Regions from separate parts of the Homo sapiens genome. Here region 1 is linked to region 2. The links are chromatin loops, found by intact Hi-C in ENCODE. Cell type or tissue: endothelial cell of umbilical vein. All regions are shown on one strand. Links, peaks and the distances in the headings refer to the core of each region. The heading gives the core; the rest is flanking DNA.

Region 1 (11,233 bases), core at 3,342-8,341, 59 kb after region 2:
CTGTAATCCTAGCACTTTGGGAGGCCAACATGGGCAGATTTCGAGAGGTCAGGAGTTCGAGACCAGCCTGGCCAACATGGCGAAACCCCATCTCTACTAAAAATATAAAAATTAGCCAAGCGTGGTGACATGTGCCTATAGTCCCAGCTACTCGGGAGGCTGAGGTAGGAGAATTGCTTGAACCTGGGAGGTAGAGGTTGTAGTGAGTGGAGATCGTGCCACTGTACTCTAGCCTGGAAGACAGAGTGAGACTCCTTCTCAAAAAGAAGTAATAAAAAAACCTCCTAAATCATAATCATAACCTACAAAGTCGTTAGCTCCTCTCTCACCTAACTGCCCACACATTCTGCTCCATTGCCCGTGACCACTATGCTGTGGCTACACTGATTTCCTGGTGTTCGCCGCCCAACACACTAAGCACAATACTAACTCAGGGCCTTTGAGTTTGCTCCGTTCTCTGCCTGGATCTCCTTTCCCAGATGCTCACATGGCTTGCCCCTGCCCTTCTTTCACTTCTCTTGTTCAAATATCAGCTTCTAAGAGAGACACCTGCCCTAACTAGCCACTGCTATCTAAAGAAGTAACCTGATTTTTTTCCTTGACTACCTGACAATAAAGTATGTAGTTATTTATGTATTTCCTGTCTTTCCCACTAGACTTTAAGTTTCACGAGGACAGGACCCTTTGCAGTTTATGTTCAGCGCCTTTACCCCACTTACTACGCCTGCAGCATAATACACACTCAGTGCTTTGCTGAATTAATGACAGAATAGAATGATAAAATAAGGCAGGAAGGAAACGGAACAATTAGGATAGTTGGCTTTCCACAGGATATCTCCTGGTATATCCAACACTCAAAGTGCAACATGCTACTTTTCTAAAACCATCAAATGAAGTAATATATTTGGCATCCTCAGCAAGGTCACACTCTTGGCATTCAGCTTTATGTATTTAATGCAGTTTGCAAGTACAAACTCCCATGTCACTTTCTGTTTGGAAGGGAGAATATCAACATTAACAATTCCTAGTTATATCATTTATAAACATGCAGATGTGGATTATGAAAGATTAATGCATTTTAGGATTAGTGAAGGCATTCCGTTTGTCTCATGCCGAAACCAATTCTGTTCTTCATTAGTCAATGACAACCCATATCACCCTGTTATGGAAGAGAAATCAAAGATGCAAGTGTGTGAATTGAGAATAAGTGATGAAACTGATTAGTAAGAGTCTTAACGGCTATAATCAATCAACACATCATAATAATCCTGGCTCCAGGGTTATCAGAAGACTGGGAAATAAACCTAACACTCTCTATAAAATGGTTTTGTTCCTTCCACAATTGTTACTTATTCTCTTTTAGGAAACATGGTGATATACCAGAAGTTTGTGAAATCAACTTTAGGAGCATCTTGACTCTAAGTACTATTCATTTACCCACCATTTTCCAAAATGTACTCAAGTGATTTTTGAAACTTTTTACTTCTAGGCTAAAATTAGTTCATAAAAGCTTTTGTACCCCTCCATTCTGAATCTTCATTCTCAGCGAAGGGAGAAGGCAGCGGGTCAATGCCAACAGCATTTCCACAGAGGCAGCACACGCAGAATCCAGACGCAGTGACACTCAGCTGAGCAGAGGTTCAGAGCAGGGACAGCCTACTCAGCTCAAGAGTGAAAACAAACAGAACGAGGTGTCTGAAGTGCTTCTCCAGAGAACAATGCAAAAAAATAATGGAGAAGTGGGAGTGGACCATTAGACCCACCATGAAAACACATGAGTCACTGCTGAGATTGCAGAGCAAGAAAAAGGCACATAATATTGCCTTGGTGACACAGGCTTTCTTGTATTTTCATACACAGAAGAATAGAGAAAGGGAACGGAAATTGACAGGATAATTTAAACTGAGTTGCCCAACTTTTTTTAATTAAGAGAGGAGCAAAACCAAGTGGGAATTTGTATTTTGATAAATTTCTATTGTTTTCTTATTTCTAAATGTGGGAGAAAGAAGAGGAGAAAAGGCTTAATTTGAAGTTTGCTGGAATGAAAGATTGAAAAGATTTGTGCTTTTGAAGAAAAGAATACTCATTCCCCACCCATCAGAATACCTGACTTGGGGTGTGGAGTGACCTCTGAAGGAGAAGAGTAGCTCAGAACACTGAGGCAGTTCTTCAAACGCAAAGGCCTTGGCCACCAGACAGCAATGGGGAATCTGTCCTCTAGAAACAGCGCTGAGAATATTCATGACCCATGGACTTGCTGAGTTTCCATAACCAGGATCTTGGCCTGAATTTTAAAGCTGTTATCTTAAAGTGGGAGGTTCTACATCACGCTACCAATAACTAAGCCATACAGAGATGCAACCCCGTCTCTCAAAAAGACAAAATATACAATTTGCTTTCTTAACTATTGCTAAGCAGCATTTGGAAGGGAATGGAAATAGTTTTGTATAACATCCAAATATTTTACTTTGTCAGGGAAAAAAATACTGGCTTAAGTTCTCTTTGGTTTGTAGAACTGCTGAATTGGTTTTCTGTGCTGCCACAGATTAAAAACATGGATATATCAATGGCATTTTGTGTTAATTTTTTTTTTCCTCCTCGGCTTGCCAATAAGCAGCATGCATCTTCCTTGCAACAAGCTGTTGCAGGATTTCCACCTCCAGTGAAGCCAAAAAGGAACATTCGATAGATATTTAAAAATAAGATTATTAGGTAAGATGATTATGCAGACTTTCAAATAAAAAATTTCTGTCAGTACAAGAAATGCCATTTTAGAGGGTCTACTGCTAATGTCATCACGAAACGACACTGGCTAAGAACCATTTACATATAGAAATAAACTCATGCTTTTTACCCTGAGTTTTATTAAGGCCAAATTAAAAAGTAGAAAGTTTATTTACTTAGGATGGGCTTGAGCCCTAAGAGACCTAAAACTCCAGGAGAAATGGGTTAAATGAAAGAGAGACATTGGTTTGCATCCTCCATTGTTCATCTGATAGGTACTAATCTTGACAAATTAGACCAGGAGCTATCATTTCCTCTCACTGGAATCCTTCCTGTTCACTCTGGACTATGACTAACTCCTAACTGAGATTCATCTTTCTCTTTCCCATTATAGCATCCTTCCAGATTCTGCTTGTTTGAATGTCAAATTAAGCAAGAAAATTAGTTTTTTGACCAGAATATCTTCTTGTTTGTATCTGCAGCTATATCGGCTGGTAGAGAAATCTACTTAGCTCTCACTTGCTGAAGGGTGGGACTGGGTGAGCACTCACACAGAAGAGCTCTAAATACACCCCAGTGCTGCCAAACAGTTCTTTTCCATATTTAATCCAATACGTGCCACCCTTTCTAGAACTCATGCTTTTTGTCTGAGATTTTCCTGAGGGGCACAGATTCATTATGGCTGGTTGGTATGCTGGATGCATCTCTCGCCCTCTAGGAATGGCCATGATAAAGCTGCAGAGAATTAGGCTCCACTATAAAGGAATTGGTGCTTTGTGGCGTAGGAGGACGAGCTCTGACCAAGCGATTTCTTCAGGCTCGTCACACCTGTGATCCTTTTCAAAGGACAGAGACTGAAGTTATTCACTGGGTATGAGTTCACATTAGCAGGTGCCACATGCTGTGCACTGTGGAGGGGCTCCTGGAAGAGGCTACCCCAGGCGGGAGGCGGCTACCCCAGGCAGGAGGCACACGTGCAGAGGTGATCACTGGAGTAGGGTGAAGCGCAGCTGGCTGGAGAGGGAGAAGGGGAGGGGAGGTATCAGTAGAAAAAGATGGGAGCAGTGAAGGTGGCTCCTGGAATGTGAGTGAGATTCCTCCTGACCTGTGCCTCCCGGCTTCACAGTCTCAGCTCTGAAGGCACCCTGACCCATCCCTCATGCCCAGCCAGCCAGCAGGTAGTCTGCCGAGAGGCCAGGTGGCAGGTGAGCGCCTCAAACAGCGAAGCACGAAATGTGAAAAGAAAAAGGGTTCTACTTTCATATTTGATGCAACTCTATTTTGTTTCTGTCTATGATAGCTAAGATGATGTTGCCTTTGATTAGTCTTACCTAATACCAAGCAAGAAGAACAATAGCCATGAAACAAACAGCTACTCATTATGTGCTAGCGTGAAGACCTAATTTTGTGTTTTTGACCCTAATCTATTATAATCAGTGGCCTTCTGCTGCCAGATCAAAGTGAGTTAACTCTACTTACACTGGACTTAGTACAAATACCAAATGCCTAATGCCTAAAAAAGAATGCGGAAAAATCTATTCAGGAATTTTCAGTTACTATCCTTAGATCTTCATTAATAAAACAGATGAGCTTAGTTTTATAAACAAAAGTAGCCAGGCTATGAACAGTTAACACCTGCCTGTCCATTCCTCACCCCCACGGTGAGCTCCCTCCTCTCAATATTTAAACACTGCCGCTGCTTACAGCACATGGAGGAAAAGCTGACAAAAGCCTCTGGCCAATAAAATAAAAAATTTTTAAGTTTGGCTTATTTACATTTTTGCTTTGTTAGTAAACTGGAATGGCTGGCTCTGGAGGCAAGACAAGTGAAATTAACATCCGCAGAATCTTCTGGCAACAGCGGTGCATTCAGATGCCGTGCTGAGTCAGCTTCCACCATGCATTAGGGGCAATCAGGCCCAGCGTAAGACCCAAGACCTGTTCAATACACATCCAAAACCCAGCAGCCCTCCTAACGCCAAAGTGAAAAACGCTAGGATATAACCCAAGAAGCAGTGTAAGTGCAACGTGATGGGATCATTTACTAGAATATCAGCATCATGTCTAATATCACACATTTCAGAATTAACTGTACCTGACATTACATCTACTTAATTTAAATGTATAGTATATGAATACACACTGCCAATTACAAAGATGGAGCTATTTCATTTCTGTCTCTAAATATAAATACATCAGTATGAAGAGGAGAGAGAATAGGTAAAAAACAAGAAAATTTGTGATGGCACTGGAGGGAGAGTACAGCGTTTGTGTTTCTGTTCTCAAATGCTTGTTTAGAGTCAACAAGCAGGCCTGAATTCTTTACCTTCTAACTATAGAGAGCTGCAAAGCTGGAGCCCAGGAATGTGCAAACAAAGGGAGAGAATCCATGTGGCTACCTAACATAAAAAATCTCCATTCTGCTTCTCCAAAGAATGCAGGAGGAAAAGCCCAGCTGAGTTAGGGATGTGGCGGGGCAGTGTTGTACCAGTGTATCACAGTAGTGGTTCCCATGACACTCACAATGTTTGTGATGCAGCAAGATAGGAGGGCAAATCTGCAGTGGGTGGAGGAACAGTTTAACAGGCAAGAAACAGAATCAGCCATTTGGGATGCTTTACTGGGCTTCGTTTATCTACCTCTGTGATACTTCTCATTAGCTGTCAATTACATTTACCAGGGTAGAGATGGAGAAAAATGATTGTTTTTTTTCAACAAATCCTAGGAAAGCAACATCAGGAAGAATCCCCTGCAACATTTGGCTTTACTTCATCCCAGCTATCAGCTACATAACAGCTGCACATTTTACAATGACTTGTTGGAGAGACAATGATTGAAAGAGCCAGTCTGTGAGACATGGAGAGGAGGTGATGAGATATGGCAGGAAGCAACAGGAGAGAAGAGAGGCCAAACACAAGTTGGTGCTGGGAGTAAGAGGAAGGAAGGGGACAGAAAGAAAACAAAAGACTACATATAGAAAAATAAAGGGAAATTCCTAACAGATAGCTCGACAGTTTGAGTATCACGCCTGGGAGAGCATGTCGTCTCTACATGGCATGTATGGTTCACTGGCAGACTCAGAACCAAATGAAGGTGGACTGCATATGAACTTGGGATCTGATGTATAGATACACACCATTTAAATATAAGGATTAGAGATGGGAAAAGGAGGAGGGAGATGGGCCTCATTATTCTCTAAAGGAAGGTGTATTTGCATTTAGGTGAAAGTAAATATAAAACAAAAAGCAAAGACCAACTTTATGATCATCTCCAAAATGTGGTTTTATTACCTATGACCAAGATCACACAAATATATAACATAATGCACGCTGGATAACTTAATATATTTAATACTTCTCAGAGAATAAGGATATGAATCTTAGGGAAATGATTTAAAAACTTCGAAAGGACAGGGTGCCTAGGTGGAGGGAAATGGAAATAGAAGACAATCATTTTTTTTCCCCAACAAAAACCTGTCATGAGCTTTGAGTAAATTCCATTAAAATAGCTGCATATAAAATGTTGGATGAACTGTTATCAAAAACTGACATTTGAGTGGCCCTCGGCTTAGCTGTGGGAACAAAGAGAAATGGGTAATACCTGGACTCAAGCCATGGACTACTCCCCCAAGGTCTAGGACAAGGTTACTGAGGGTAACCTGGCTCCTCTGTATGAATGAGAAAATGGTGCCCCTTCCCACAAGAGGGCAGGTAGATGTCAACTCCCATTCACCACTCAGACCCTGTGCAATGAGCACCTGTTGAAGTGTTTACAGCAGCCCTGGCAGTGACCACTGGGCAGGAAGTGCTGCTCACAGTTAGCTGATGTGGCCTCCACACAGGCAAAAAGAGGGAAAATAATCCAGGATTTTATACTGCATCTATTGTTAACTTTTCTGTGTGGCAGGCAGGCGGTCTAGCATAAATGTTTGCCTATGATCTGAGAGAAGCAGGGGCTAAGTGTTCAGCTAAAATTTTCATGTGTAGAGACAACAGTAGAAATTCTGTTAATCTCTGGGGTACAGTCATTCTCTCTCGTTTTCCGGTCTTCCTCTTAACCTTCTCAGGCTCAAACTCCAAGAGGAACGTGGACTTTTTTTTTTTTTCTAGAAGAAAACTGAGCTCAACTCTGTGAAAATATATTATGCTTTCATGGCTAGCTCTAGCAGTCCTACCGAACTACCTCAGCAAACACACCAAGTCATTACTGGGAACAACATACATGTCTTCTGAATTGCACAAAAACACCACTGGATTAAGAACCAGAAGACTTGCTGCCTAAATCAACTGTACAACTCTGAACAGTAATTGTCACAGACAGTCTCAGTTTGAATAATATCCATAATGGTGAACGTAACATCGTAAGAATCAACAAGCACTGAGTGCTCCGCATGTACCTGTCTCACGTGCAGTGACACATTTAATCTTTGCATTTCCCCTATAAGGTGGGGTTATCATCTTTACAGATGCAGAAACTGAGGCACAGAGAGGCTTAGAAGCTTCTTCAAGGTTATATGGCTAGTATCAGATAATTATGAAAGTCCATCAAGTTCAAATGTTTGTAATTCCACTTGGGAGAAAGGTGAATAAATGCCAAAATTGTTTATCAGATTTTTTAAGAGGTTACTCCATGGCGAATATACTAAGAAATGTTCTATTTGTCATATTTATATAATCTAACCCCATGTAGCTTTGCATTTAGCAAAGACAGTTAAGAATTTACTTGAAGAATATGCCACCAAAAAAAAGGTGGAGCTTTTGCTGCCTAATTTCCTCCCGGTACTAAATTTCATTGAATAGCTTTACCAAGCACCATATAGAGGTCGGCTACAGAGGAGCTGACTTGGAATAGTACAGTGAAGCAATATGGTGGTAAGTGTTTCTGACACAAGTTTAAAAAACAAACTATACACTTTAAATAACGTGTCCAAGAAAGTGGAAAGCTTTCTAGGAGTTAGCAGGGAGAAATGATAGTGAGATCCTTGTGCTCTCCGTCCGCACGCATCTGCAGTCACTGCGAAGAATGGGCATCCTTTGTGATGGTGTATAACCCACTCACCAGCTTTTACCCTGTGCAAACCAACTGAACCACAGACTCTGAGGCCAGTTAAATTTGCTGAGCTACTTCCTCTGTAAAATACTATATAATGTAACACCTGATACCCAGGATCACATGCCCGAAGTGAGCTTTTCTGTTGGGTTTTATCTTCTGTATTGCATCAAATCCAAACAATGAATATACAAGTTTAGAAATCCCCATTTGGAAGGACAGACATGTGGAAAGTCTTCAGATGGTTAACTACTCATGTCAGGAATTTAAAATTTAAAAGCATTATATCTTTATACCTCAAGAAAGTTTTCATTTAGGTTTTTAGAAAAAGTCCTTTTGACTCAATTTAGAATGAAAGAGTAAGCTCTTTGAGTAACGCAATATTTTACATATAACTTTCCAACATTTAGGTAGGTGACATCTCACAAACCATCTCAACACCAAAAACTGTCTTAAAAACTCTAGACTACAGAGTATTCATAGCATTAAAAAGTTAAAAGCAGCAGATAAGTCCAGGTTATTACAAACACTATGAGGACAAACATATATCTTTGAAAGAAAGATAACATCGAAATGCTTTAATCAAAATGCACTGAGCGTATACCTATATCAAATTACAGATGAATCTTAGAAATGTAACGTTTAGTTAAAAAAAGCAAATTTTAGCCTACACTACAAGTGGGTTGACCATATTATCTGACCTGCCCAAGACCTTCTGGCTTATGCCGCTATCCTACTGTAATTGTTAATAGTAGCCCTTTGCATGCACAAAAGTGTCTCATATTGGATGATAAATTATAGTCATTCCAAATATAATACATTTCCATAAAGCTAAGAACTTAATAAAACAATATATACTCTATGAATGTTTGTAATAAAATTCTTAGAAAAAAACCCAAAAACCAAAAGAACAATATTTTAAAAAAGATTAAAAGGATATTTGAAGTGAGGAAGAGGTATAGAGCTTGGGATAAGGAAGAAATATACAGGTAGATACAATGGCATTATGATACTCTAATTCTTAAACCGGATGGTGAATTCATGAATGTTTATTTGATAGTTGATGTTTCATAATTAGTGTGCTATGTATGTTCTTTTATTTAGAGATATATATGTGTAATATTCTAAACATTCCACAATACACTTTTTTTTTTTAATATAAAAGAGGTGAAACGTTAAAAAGCACCAAAACTAACGCCCATGATTTTGGAAGGATAGAATGAATTATCTGGTTTGGTGATAAAGGAAAGCTAGTTGTACGGTAGACTTGAATGGATGAAGTCTGATATAAGAAAGCTGGATGAGGATGAAGTAACTGACAAATAAATAACCAAATAAATAACCTCGAGAACATAATAAAGGGAGAAGATAGAGGCGATGCATGACAAGTGAAATAAATGAACACAGAGTTAACCAGAACATGGGCTCCTTGTGTCCAAGAGAAGGCACGAGTTTGTATCAGTAAGAACGCCTCGACCATGCTCCACCTTGACCAGTGCCTGCATGTGATCAGACACTGATAAGTATAGACTGTAGAAATGTTTTAGAAAATAAATGCTGTGGCAAGTATTGAATAGAACCACAAAAAAATAAGGCCAATCCTCATCAACAATCTCACTTTAGTGGCACTCATCAACAGAAGCTCTGATGTAACAGAATCATTACAAAACATATGCTAAGAGGATAAATAATACCCTGTTTCTGGCATAAGTTAAGGTAAATATGCAAATTGAAATTATCAAAGTAATTGGTCATTTTATTAAAGGGGTAGTTATAATCACCTGTTGAATATCTTTAGGAACTGGGACTCTCGTATGCCTTGGTGAGAATTCAGTTATACTCTTAATATGTGGCCACTAGGTTTTAAATAGTAAAGTAATGTGAGTTACTGTTGATGAACATGAAATCTCTCTTTATCACAAAGTAAAATAATAATTGTCAGGAAAGTAAATACCTGGGATACTTGCAGGAGAGATTGGGCCAGATCGAGACTGGTTGCTTCCTACAGGAGAGCCAACAGGAGAGGGAGATGGGCCCCCCGGGATGCTGGAGAGATGAGGGGACGCATGTGGGGAGAAAGGCGACTGCGCCGGGTTGCTCTGATCCCCTTGGCTGCTCGTGGACCCGGATGCACTGACTGCTGAGCTCAAAGTTGCTTCCGTTCCCGTGGGGAGGTCATCAATGGAGCCAGACAGATCCTAAGAAAGGAAAAGATGTATTTATAGAGTGACACGTTTGGATGAATATCTCATCAAAAGACGACTTGAAAATCATAATGACGTCCCCTTCAGAGATGAAGGTTTTCTGGGTAACACCCAAAATAAAAAAGCATGGCCACTTTTTATTAGATTTTAATGAGGTCATTTGTAAGTTGAACCAATAAGATCTTGCCTCTCTCCTAAAAAATGAGTAAAGTTGTACTTCTCTTTGATAAAACCATCCCCATACAGTTTGCCCTTCAGCTGTCAGCACCGAGTCCATTAGACCTGTTCAAAATGCCACACAACACAGACAGCACTCTGCCTGGTGACTTACCATAGGAATGGAATGCTGGTTCTTAAATGATTACTTCATAAAGTAAAAAACTACAGGCTTTGAGTCCTTTTTTTCAGAATTTGACACTGGTGGACTACGTGAATTTCAAACTAGGATATTGTAATGTAATAGCAGTCACAATTTTGACCAAACTTTGTGATGAGAAAGTTTTTTTTTTTTTGGGGGGGAGGTGATGAAGTCTCACTCTTGTCGCCCAGGCTGGAGTGTAATGGCGCGATCTTGGCTCACTGCAAGCTCTGCATCCTGGGTTCAAGCGATTCTCCTGCCTCAGCCTCCCTAGTAGCTGGGATTACAGGCACCTGCCACCACACCTGGCTAATTTTTGTATTTTTAATAGAGACGGGGTTTCACCATGTTGGCCAGGCTGGTCTCGAACTCCTGACCTCAGGCAATCTGCCTGCCGCAGCCTCCCAAAGTGCTGGGATTACTGGCATGAGCCACTGTGCCTGGCCGAGAAATTCTTACAATAAAGTGCCATTAAAAGAAAATAATAATGTGTGTATTTATATATGATATTGTGAAAATAAATGTCTTTGAAGTTATGTTGGCAGAAATGGGTCCTAATGTTATATCTTACTTTTTAATACCAGTTTTTCACCGTCAATGCCATCTATATTTTATCACCATACTCTCTGAGGCAGTGATTAAAAACCCCATTGATACAGATACAAAACAATGGAAGCTCAGAGAGTCCAAGTTACTGTTGAAGGTTACGTTACTGAGGACAGACTGTAGGTGCTAAAGACGAAAAGGGGAAGATGAGAGAGGAGGAAGAAGAAACTGTCTTCTGCTCCCTCAGCAGAAGAGGACGCAGACAAAGCCTTTACTTCAGCCTGCATCACTGGTGTGCCCCCCATGGCTCCCATGGAGGCCCCCATCAGCAGGTGCTCAGTGCATCCCCGTT
Region 2 (11,233 bases), core at 2,047-7,046:
CAGATTTCTCAACCCAGAGCACTAAAACATGTCATACACATGTTTTCTCAGATTCAAGCTTCTGCTTTTAAAAAAGGCACAACACAGGTTATGTGCATTGCGAAGTGAACAGAAGGAAGATTTAAAATAGAAATAAAACTTAACTTCTTTCTTTTTTTAGAAAGAATAGTGTAGACATAAAAGTTAAAATTCACAGCTAACAGTCATGGGGCTATGAATATGAGCCCTTGCCAAGTGTGCTTTATAAGATTTACATAGAATAACGCCAACATTTTTCTTTTTCTTATTTTTAATTAAGGAGGAGGTGTTGTACTCTAAGGAAGCTATCTGGATGCTGCTGGCTGAAATACAGATTTGATCTCCTCGTGCTGGTTAGCTAACATCGATTTTCTGCCCCAGTGGAAGAGATTTCACTCTGATGCATGCCATTTAAATTCATTTTACACAGCTGCTTAATGTGGTTTGGCAAGGCACAGTCAAACTAGCTTTGTGGGTCTAAAGAGGCCTCTGGAGTTGGTAAAAGGACAGATCCTATGGATTAGCTGCAGATGATGAATGCTTGCTTCCTCCGACTGTTATCTTCCTACTGACTCATGAATTGACCTTGAAGGTACCACAAGAAAGTAAGAAAGAGGAAAAGCCAATTTCCCAAGAATAACCATGTTTACCTCATTCTATATTTGTTATTTCACTTTGGGGATGATGTTTACAGGATTCTATATTTGTTGGTCCACATTTAGGGCCATGTTTACAGACTTTAGAACTCTCGATTCCAAAATTATCATTTGTTCTGTCTAAATAAATGTAAACTGAATATAAAACTACTAAAAAGCTCTGTCAGGCATTCATAACCAGTAGTGAAAGCATAGTTCTATAAGTTTACTGTTTAAACAAAGCTAGGTGATAGTTCCCTGTTTGATTTTAACCAAAGATGGGGCATGTCTCTACTAAAACTAACTACCAAACATGATTAAGTCTGCCCAGGATGATAGCAATAATTATTTTTTTTAGCAATTCACTCAATAGTAATAGACTTTAAGAGCATTTACTAACCTAAACATGGTGACAGAACCTGATATTACACAGTTTTGTAGTAGGAAAGAAGAGATACTTTTTGTTGCTGTATGTAATTCCTGTGTTGAAATTGAGAATAATATGGCAACACTGTGTTTAGACAGAAAATTATCTGTTGGATTATTTTGTTGTATTTTCCTGGTGACTTCAATATTCTGATACTCGCTGGAGAAAAAATAATAGAAGTTTTTGGCACAGACATTTGCTTGGTGGTGATATAATGAAACTCCTCCTAAGTCCTATGAATAGCCTGTCAGCTCAACTGCAGTGAGTCTCTTGTCAAATGAGATGCTGTGCTCTTAATTTGGGGGTGGGTATGGCAGCCGCTCACTGTAGCAGCAGGAGTGATAATATAGTCATGAGAACAGCGCTGCACAACACAGGTTCCTAGACAAAACAATGACAACAATGGGGGAAATGACGCCAGAGGTGGTGACATCATGTCTTCGACACAGATCAAAGTTTCTATTTCCCTCTCAGGCATGAAGGAAAGCAGCCATGCCGAAAGCCATGCACAGACAGGGCCTGAGGACGCATGCGGGTTTCCACCGAACGGCCACAGTACTGTTAATACGAAAGGAAAACGAAACAAACACACCAACAAAAATGGACAGAAGGACAACCCCCTTGGAGATGGATTTTCTGTTAGGTGTTTCGCTTTCTTGGTTTGGGTGTTCCTTTCGCGGCCAGACGGCACGATCGTTAACAGTTTCAGAGAAAACGCCCAGGTCCCGCAGCAAGTCGGGGTGTGTTGCTACCTACCCGTACTGGTCAGGCTGGTGCACCATGGGAGCCTGAGAGTTGCCATAGTTGGGGTGCTGGGAAGAAAACATGGGGCGTCCGCCAGCCCCAGACTGGCTGGGATAAGCAGGCGACCTAATGTATGGTGGCCTAAAGTGGAACAGAAGAACAGCTTCTTGGGATTTGTTCTGATGCACAAGCATGAGCCCTGTATATCTGTCACCCCCACACATAGGTGCGGGGCTTACAGACCATGGAGGCAAGTTGAATACCCTGCATCCTGCCGCTGCCTGAGGGGTGGGGGGTACAGAAAATGCCTCCAACGAAAGGGTGGGGACAGGCAGAGAAAAGTAATATTCTCAATTCTAATCTCCATTTACCATTTTAAAGTATAGCTTTGACTTTGGTAAAAGCAAACAAGAAGATATACAGCCCCCATTTAAACTCCTGGTGAGCTAAAATGGGCAGTAAGTTGAAGGCAAGGCTTTGGAATGGTCTACGCATTAGAAACGGAAAATGGCAATGCATGGATGTGTATTTATATATTGATTGCTACAGGATGACATAAACACTGACTCAGAGAGGGGGCACGCGTAGCTTTGTAACCACACAAAATCAGGCCTGGCTCTCTGTGGCTATCTTCTGAGGTCCCTCCAAAGGCTGCGTGCCAAATGCAATCAAATACTTTCTACTTAAAAAAAGAAAATAACTTGCGCTTTATGAGTTGCAACAATGGACAATTCATTTAAACTTGAATTAGAACTTCAATTTCAACAGCCAAACCAGTTTTCACAGACAGGTTTACAAAAATATTCCCTAAAGCCTGTGTAGGTTCGGCAGAGGGCTAGACTGCTGGAGTTCAGAAGATTTTAAGTAATTGTAATGTGGAGACAGAAAGAAAGATAATGATTGATTTTCATTTTATTTCCTCAAGGGAAATTTATTATTATTTGGAAAAAACAATAAGACTGGAGGGGTCCCACATTCCCCAGATAGCAGCTTCAGAGGAAAAGTAACAAAAGACACATTTAAAAACACACGCACACACATGCACACACGCACACACACCTTAGCTTTTGCTTCCCTTTGACAAAAATCGGAATCTTCTACTTTGCTTCTGAAGATATCATTAAGATACACATCTTTCAAAGTATGTTGCTTTAAAACATATTTACATGTGCTTTTAAAACATATTCACCTTTGCCTTATAAATTTTTAATTATGTTATTTTTATCCAGGTCAAGTATTTACTTCAAAATTAATTTTTAAGTCGGGATTAAAAATGAGTAAGTAATTGTAGCTAAAGCCTTTTATCAACTCAAACTTTCTAAAATATTATATTTGCTTTTTAAACCACATTTTGGTTTGGACAGATAGATATGCCTGGAAAAATAAAATATAACATAAGAATGTCAAGTATATAAATCTCACACATATACATTTAGACAAACACACAATACACGTATGTATACATACGAAGTTTGTATTTTAGGAAGATTCTTGTGGTAGGGTGAAAAAAAGGTGGGGAGTGTGTTCCTTTTGAATGTTTTAGATTTTAAATCGTTCCTAAGCGTATTTCCTGCTTAAAAGTCACTGCTTCAATTGGTACCACGCAGACACTTCCCTGTGCAACCAGATCTGGTTTGCTGCTGCAATGACTATTCACAGGCATTTCAAATCACCTCCCACGACTGATGTGCTCACCGCTCACATTCCTTCCTCATGTATCATAAAACATGGTTTGTCACTTAGTTCTCTGACCTCGATGCTACAGAATATATTTAACACAAAAAGAACGGCCAAGCACAGTGACATTCTACTGCTCTGTGTGACCCCAGGGAACAATGCAGCTATGTGCGCAGTCACGTGGTCACGGGTAGACACACAGCGTACCTGCCCGGGGCGTGCTCCTGGGTGGCGTACCTGCTTTGTGCTGAGTTCGCAGCAGCCTGCATCACTGCTGCGGCTGCCTCCTGTGCCTTACGGTTCACAGTTGGCATTGGCGGCCCCATTCCTGGCCCTCCCTGCTGAGACATGCCAGGAGAACTGGGGGTCATGCTGCTCATATTTCCAGGAAATGGTCTGTTCTGCATCCCAGCTGATGGCATTCGTCCCAGGGGCACAGCACCACATGGCTGGCTTGGCCCTTGTCCATGCATCTGGTTGTTGGCACTGATACCCATACCGGGCCCTGGGCCGCTGTAGCTTGCACTGGGCACCCCACTATACGCTGGGGGTCTGGAGTAGTTACCTAAACAAAAAGCAAACACAAAGTAAAGCCTTTTATTTAAACTTGTGACAACATTCACTGGAAATACTTTTTGTCCAACAATGCGATCAGCACGGAGTATTAGTCATGACCGTTATAGGCCCTTCCTGTTGCTGCTGGTGCAGCTGCCAGTCTCAAACATGCTCTCTCTGCACACTCCCAGGCCCTCAGAGAGTGACTCAAATACAGACAGCCCCAGAGGACCACTGCACTGATGAAGAGAAATTCAGGCTGGTCATAAAAAGAAACAAACAAAAAAACAAAAAACAAACCCTATGAATAGGCAAGGGACACCGAGTGCTGCCTCAATCCATTCAACACCACATATTCTTATATTTTAACCAAAATGGTGAGCACCACTCTTGAGATCACACCACTAGATCACTGCTACCTTCAACAGTCATGTGAAAGGGCTCAAAAAGACAACGTGTAAGACGACATGCACATATGGTCAAAATCATCCTTTAAAACCCCACAGGAAGGTGTCACGCGGGAACCTGACATGAGCCCCAGTTTTCCTCTAAGTTGGGAATAATATTTTTCTTTCTTTCTTTCTTTTTTTGCTTGAGTACCAGATCGAGCAGCTGGTTTGTGCTGGCTGCCACATCTCGGAAAACTGTCCCAGCACAAGCACGGCACACGGCAGCAGGAGAGCTGGCGGGCAGGGTCAAAGGCGAGGGTGAGGGCGGGCGGGCAGGGTCGGAGGCGGAGGTGAGGGACGGAGGGCAGGGTCGGAGAAGGGGGTGAGGGCTGGCGGGCAGGGCCGGAGGCGGGGGTGGGGGACGGCGGGCAGGGCCGGAGGCGGAGGTGAGGGACGGAGGGCAGGGCCGGAGGCGGAGGTGAGGGACGGAGGGCAGGGTCGGAGGCGGAGGTGAGGGACGGAGGGCAGGGTCGGAGGCGGGGGTGAGGGACGGAGGGCAGGGTCGGAGGCGGGGGTGAGGGCTGGCGGGCAGGGTCGGAGGCTGGGGTGGGGGACGGAGGGCAGGGTCGGAGGCGGGGGTGGGGGACGGCGGGCAGGGCCGGAGGCGGAGGTGAGGGACGGAGGGCAGGGTCGGAGGCGGAGGTGAGGGACGGAGGTCAGGGCCGGAGGCGGGGGTGAGGGACGGAGGTCAGGGTCGGAGGCGGAGGTGAGGGACGGAGGTCAGGGCCGGAGGCGGGGGTGAGGGACGGAGGTCAGGGTCGGAGGCGGAGGTGAGGGACGGATGGCAGGGTCGGAGGCGGGGGTGAGGGCTGGCGGGCAGGGCCGGAGGCGGGGGTGAGGGACGGAGGTCAGGGTCGGAGGCGGAGGTGAGGGACGGAGGGCAGGGTCGGAGGCGGGGGTGAGGGCTGGCGGGCAGGGTCGGAGGCTGGGGTGGGGGACGGACGGCAGGGTCGGAGGTGAGGGACGGAGGGCAGGGCCGGAGGCGGGGGTGAGGGATGGCAGTTGTTTTCCCTTTCCTTTCACACCTTTTGATTGTGTGTAGATAGATTCAAGTAAATCAAAGGTACACATGATACTACTTCAATCATAACAGCTGCTGAACCACAGTGTGTGCTGGGCACTTGGTTAAGTGCTTTGCACCAATGAATTCATTCATTTCTTCCAATAACCACATGAAATATAGATACCCCAGGACTCCATTTACAAATGAGAAAAATCAAGAGCTAGAAGATTAGTACTGAAGCTCAAGCAAACTGGCTCGGGGACCCATGTATTTGACCAATAAAATGTGCTGCCTCCTGATAACTGAATGTTGAAATTACATAAATGCGAAAGACAAGTGTGTGTGGAATATGGATTAGTGTTTCCCAATCAGTCCTTACTATTTTTTGGAAGCCTTTCTCCATCCATGTAACATAACTATACACTTACTACATTCCAGAAGCTGTTCTAGGCACAGGTGACGTAAAGCTAAATACAATCCAGTTCTTGCACTCGAGAAGCTCACATCTACATGGGTATGTGTGTGTGTGTGCATGCACGTGCACGTATGGGTATGCATGTGTGTGTGTGTGCAGTAAAGCAGCAAGGGTGAAAACAAGAAAAAGGATAAAAGCAAAACAAAGCATGCAATGTGAAAAGTGCAAGAGAGAAGGGAGAGTGAGTCTGATGGGGGCTGAGGGCTTGAGGGTCCCCTTGGTGGGGGTTGGTGGAGAGTCCTCTGAATGAGCACTTCTGGAGCTGAACCCTCAGGAGCTGGCTTCAGGGGCTGGGAGAGCCTGCAGCTGGGTGAGCCTCTGCACTGCCTGCCTGTAGGACCTTAGGGGAGTTGCTTGCATCTTTTCTTGTTTCATTCTCTTCTCTGTAAAACAGATAATCCTAACACTGTCCACATGAAGAGGTGTTCTCAGGATTAAACCATATAATGGATGTAAAGTATCAAAATTGTTGGTGCCACTTGATGGGGGTTTCATTGTTGGCTGGGGACTGTGGCAGAAGAGGGGAAAGGGCACTTATGGCTGAGAGGCTGGGGACACCGGCTTAATGGCAAGGGCAGACTGACTTGGGACAGCCACTGGGGCGCTGTGTGTGGCTGACGGGGGGATAGAGGGGAGAGGCTGGGTCTGGCAGGGCCTTGTGTACCAGGCTTCTAAGTTTGAGATTTATCCTGTCCATAAGGAGGAGCTTCTCAAGGATTTCCAGCAGAGGTAGGATTGGATTAATAACTGCAATAAAAGCAAACACTTAACATTTACTATGTGCTAAGCTCAGTTCCAAGTTCTTTGTGTTAACTCACTTAATCCCCAGATCAAGCCTAGGAGGTACACATTATTATAATCCTCATGCTGAAGACGAGGAGCCTAAGGCACGGGGCTGTGAATAACAACAAATGTCCCATGGTCACGTGGCTCACAACTGGAGGACTAAGGTCTGAGCCCAGGCATCCTGGAGTGTAGCTTAGAGTCCAAGCATGACACACTCTGCTACACAGTCTCTCAAATATTTAAGAAAAAGCACATTTATGTAACAATGTTACCCTAATGGTCAAAACCGGCTTTCTTAAATTCACACATATAAAGTTCTATCACCTACAAATCTGCAAGAGACCTCTGCAGACTTCTCCACATTTACTGCGCGTCTGATCTCTGTGAGAGCCACTGTGTGCATTTTCATTTGGCTGTCCGGGAGGCGTGTGTTATTCCCTACAGGCGACGCACGGGCCACTGTCCGTGCAGATGTGGGCAGGCACGCTTTTTGTCAAGGGCCAGATAGGAAATAGTTCAGGCATTTGGGGCAAACAGTCTCTATCACGATTGCTCAATCCTGCCACTGTAGCCCCCAAAGCAGCCACACACACAGATGGGAGTGGTGATGTTCCAGTAAAACCTTATTTACAAAAACAGGTAGTGGGCCAGAGCGGGCCACAATCTGTGGACTCCTGATACAGACCGGTCTTGGGACAAGCTAATAAACTGCTACACTAGCAACAGCAAGTAAGACCTGGTCAAGTCAGCAGCTTCCTTAGTCCCGAACACCACCTGGAAGGCTGAGAAAGGCTTCAGGGGATGCCAGAGAGCACAACAACAGATCTGAGGAACTGGGAAAGAAAGTGGAAGACACAGGGGAACAGGAAACAGGAACAGGAGAGGCACAGCGCAGACACCTCGGGTGCGCTGGGCCACACGCCATTAGCTTTTTTATTGGCAGCTCCTTAAAGGCAAACTGCTTCGGCGTGAAGAGGCACTGCTTTTGCACAGCTGAAGTTTGCAGATACCATCAAAACTTTGTTTTCAAGTTAAAATAAAAAATAAAAAAACACCACTGTTCATCAGTTTCAAAGTTCTTTACAAAAATTTCTTAAGTTGCTTCTGAATCTCCCATCCCACGGGACACACATAGGCTCCCCTGTCTGTTTTCCCATCACGCAGTCTCGGCGGAAAAGGCACCTTCTGTGCACCCTGGTAGGTGGGCACAGAGCAGGGGCCAGCTGCTGGGCCCTTCCTCTTCCCACGCTTACCCAGAGTCCCAGTCCTCACGACTTTTCCCTGTGAGAAGGAATTCAGACTCCTCCTCCTCCTCCTCCCCAAGCTCACATCCCCTTCGCTTCCAGATGATCTGATAAGATCAGTGAAATACAGTGCTCCTTCTTAGCTCTTGCTTTTATTAAAAATAAATATACTCATTCATAGTTTGAATGCACAAGTAATTAATTCATATATTCATGCCATTACTTGAGGGCTAGTTTCCACCCTCCCCTAACACTGGATAAGTGACTCAGTTGGTAAGAAACCTTTTTCAGTGAAAACTTATGTGCCCTTTGCTTTAGAAGGAAATGAAATAACGTTTTAGTCTTGTTTTAGAAAACAAGCGTTTAGACTATACCCATCATGCGGTTTTATTAGAGAAAGAAGGTTTCTGAGTTTGTAGAATTCTGCTTATAGCTGGAATGCGGAAATGCTGGCACTCCAACCTCCTGGGTTTAACTGGGAGTCAAGGGCTGTATCTTAATGAACACAAAGGAAAGAAACTACTGAGATGTTAAGTTACTCTGTACCCTACCTCCATCTCTCACTCATGTTATATACTAAAGAGAGAGGAGCTGTGTTTCAATAGCTTTGCCCAGTTCGGCAGCTGGTCTTCGTCTCCTGGCAGGAAGCATCTGCAACCTGGGGGAGCATGCGTTCGAGCACAGCTATGCACACCAAGACACGCGTGTGTGCACTTGTGCTTAGAAAGGCGCTTAGGCCAGGGGTGCCAATCTATTTCTCTCCAATCAGTTGGGTTGATTCCATGAATTGGCACTCAAAAGTGCATGTCAAGGAAAAATGTTCTAATTACAGAAGCCTCTATTGGATAGAAGAAATACAAAGTCCCCTTTTCTTTTCTTTGAAACTTTCCTCATTAGACTCACGTGCCTGGACAAAAATAGTTTCTAAAGGCTTAAAACGGTTTAAAAGGCAACAATGGATAAAGCACAGGCTTCAGCATCTGGGTGTGAATACTGGTTCTGACACTCCCTAGCAGCGTGACAAGTGGTTTAACCTCTCTGAACTGTGGTTCTGTCATCTGTAAAGTGACTACGATAATGAGTAAGAGGTTGAAAGTAACAAGTACAGCGCCAGGCACCGCACTGCCTAACAAATGACAGCTGCCATCGTCATCAATGGCCATAACAACATCACTAACATCACCCCCCCCATCTTTTAAAAATGTGTGCATGGGGTGAAAAATGATTCATGCCCCCCCCAACTACTCGATAACGTATCTTTCTTCCCAAAATAAACAAAAACCAAATATGTAAGCCAAGCAAAATATGAGAGGAAAAGCCAGGAATGAGAAGTGCAATCTTATTTCCATGTTTCTCTAATAGGTTAGTAATTTGTTGGCACTGGCTTTGACAGAAAACAGATGGATCCAGCATTAAGCACAATGAAGGCGGCAGATGCTGGGCCAGCCCACCTCAGCTGGACTGGTCTTGCAGCCAAGTCCAAGGACCCACAGTTTTCAAGTGGGTTCATCTTGGCACACTAGCTTTGGAAAATTGGTCACCAAATGAATTCAGATTTCTACCCACCAGGAGTTCCATTCAAGCACCAGAGAGAGGAAGCAGAAGCTAGACCCTATTCAAGTCACCATCATCATTTCAGGCAGATCACAAAAATTTCTATACCTGACTCCAGAATATTTAAAGTTGATAGTTGCAATGCATACTCAGAGCTTACTGCTTTTTGTAAACTACTAAATGTTTCCACTCATATACGAAATTTTGCTTCTAAGTTCCAATCACTCAACAGTTATGAACAACTACTATGGGCAAGGTTCTGCGTCATTCCCTATATGATGGAGGAGAAAATGGAGGTGAATGCAATAAATCAGAAATCTTACCCTTGTGGAAAAAAGAAATGCATAATTAGCTACATACTATGATAAAGGCAGTTGTGAATTAGGGCTAAATATGCATTTATCTTGTTTTGTAGCCAGTGATGTTTACCATTTTTATAACAGTTACTACAAAATATTGTTTTTTTTGTTGTTGTTTTTGTTATTGTTGTTGTTTTTGAGACAGAGTCTTGCTCTGTCATCCAGGCTGGAGTGCAGTGACGTGATCCCGGCTCACTGCAACCTCTGCCTCCTGAGTTTAAGCGATCCTCCCACTTGAGCCTCCTAAGTAGCTGGGTTTACAGGTGTGTACTACCATGCTAGGGCAATTTTTGTATTTTTAGTAGACACAGGGTTTTGTCATGTTGCCCGGGCTAGTCTCAAACACCTGGCCTCAAACAATATACCCGCGCGGGCCTCCCAAAGTGCTGTGATTACAGGCGTGAGCCAATGTGCCCGGCTTTGTCATGTCTATATTGAGATATAAAAAATTCTATAATCCTGTAATCGACAGCACAATCAAGGTACAGAATATTTCTCTCACAAGAAATGAAAGGAGGGAAAAGTTCCCTCTTCCCCTTCTATAAGTCAACCTTATCCCCATGCCACCCCCTGGCAACCACTGATCTGATTTCCGTTCATGTCATTTTATTTCTCTACAACGTCACATGGAGTCACACAGTATAGGCTTTCGTGGCTGGCTTCTTAGCATTATGCCTTTGACATCCATCCACACCGTTGCATGCATCTGTACATTCCCTTTCAGTGCTGAGTAGTAGTCCATTCTTGGATATGGTTTCCAGTTTTTGGCAATTACGAGTAGAGCTGCTAAAAATTTGTATACAGGTCTTTGTGTGGTAGGAATATGTTTCATCTTTCTTGGTAAAACCCTAGAAATTAGATTGCTGGCTGTATGGTAAGTACGTGTTTATAAGAAACTGCCAAACTGTGGCTGTACTATTTTGTATATATTCCCATCAAATACTGTGTGAGAGTTCTAACTGCCAGCACTTGATATTCCAACTTAAAAAAATTAGCCATTCGAATCAGTATGTAATAGAAATCAACGTGGCTTTAGTTTTCATTTCCCTAATGAAAAAAATTTTGAGGATTTTCCATGTGTTTATTTGCTGGTTATCATATTTAAGTAAGATCTTTTCTGTGAAAAATAAAGTTCTATTTCAATACAGCTTCTTTCAATTCTATCTTTCTACTTAGATCTATCACACAATGCTGCTCTTTCAGCCAGAGAAATGCATCAAGTAGATGATCACAAATACAGGTTCATCAAAATGAAAGCTGACTTACCGCAAGTTGCATTAAATCCTATTTGTGGGAATAAATAGAGA

What was found. A loop is a pair of places that touch in the nucleus more often than their neighbours do. Peaks named below come from ENCODE experiments on the same cell type or tissue, not always from the same donor. Only the 100,000 strongest peaks of a DNase experiment are listed, where the experiment ranks them.
Region 1: it touches region 2 in a loop (6-fold over the local background); 2 of 110 quality-filtered maps call a loop at or near these places.

The regions. Positions count from the first base shown.
Region 1 is chr6:157,083,400-157,094,632 of GRCh38, reverse strand. It overlaps ARID1B (AT-rich interaction domain 1B), which reads right to left. Exons shown (of 20, transcript NM_001374828.1): 5 at 9,728-9,971. Among named protein-coding and RNA genes, the nearest start is that of TMEM242, 230 kb to the left of the region's middle. In endothelial cell of umbilical vein, for the core only: no CTCF peak of the experiment used is centred there; DNase peaks (open chromatin) are centred at 5,572 and 6,472; H3K27ac peaks cover 2,916 bases.
Region 2 is chr6:157,141,457-157,152,689 of GRCh38, reverse strand. It overlaps ARID1B (AT-rich interaction domain 1B), which reads right to left. Exons shown (of 20, transcript NM_001374828.1): 8 at 3,739-4,066. Among named protein-coding and RNA genes, the nearest start is that of TMEM242, 180 kb to the left of the region's middle. RefSeq lists enhancers at 1,884-2,384, 6,113-6,961, 6,962-7,811. In endothelial cell of umbilical vein, for the core only: no CTCF peak of the experiment used is centred there; DNase peaks (open chromatin) are centred at 3,549 and 4,249; H3K27ac peaks cover 2,724 bases.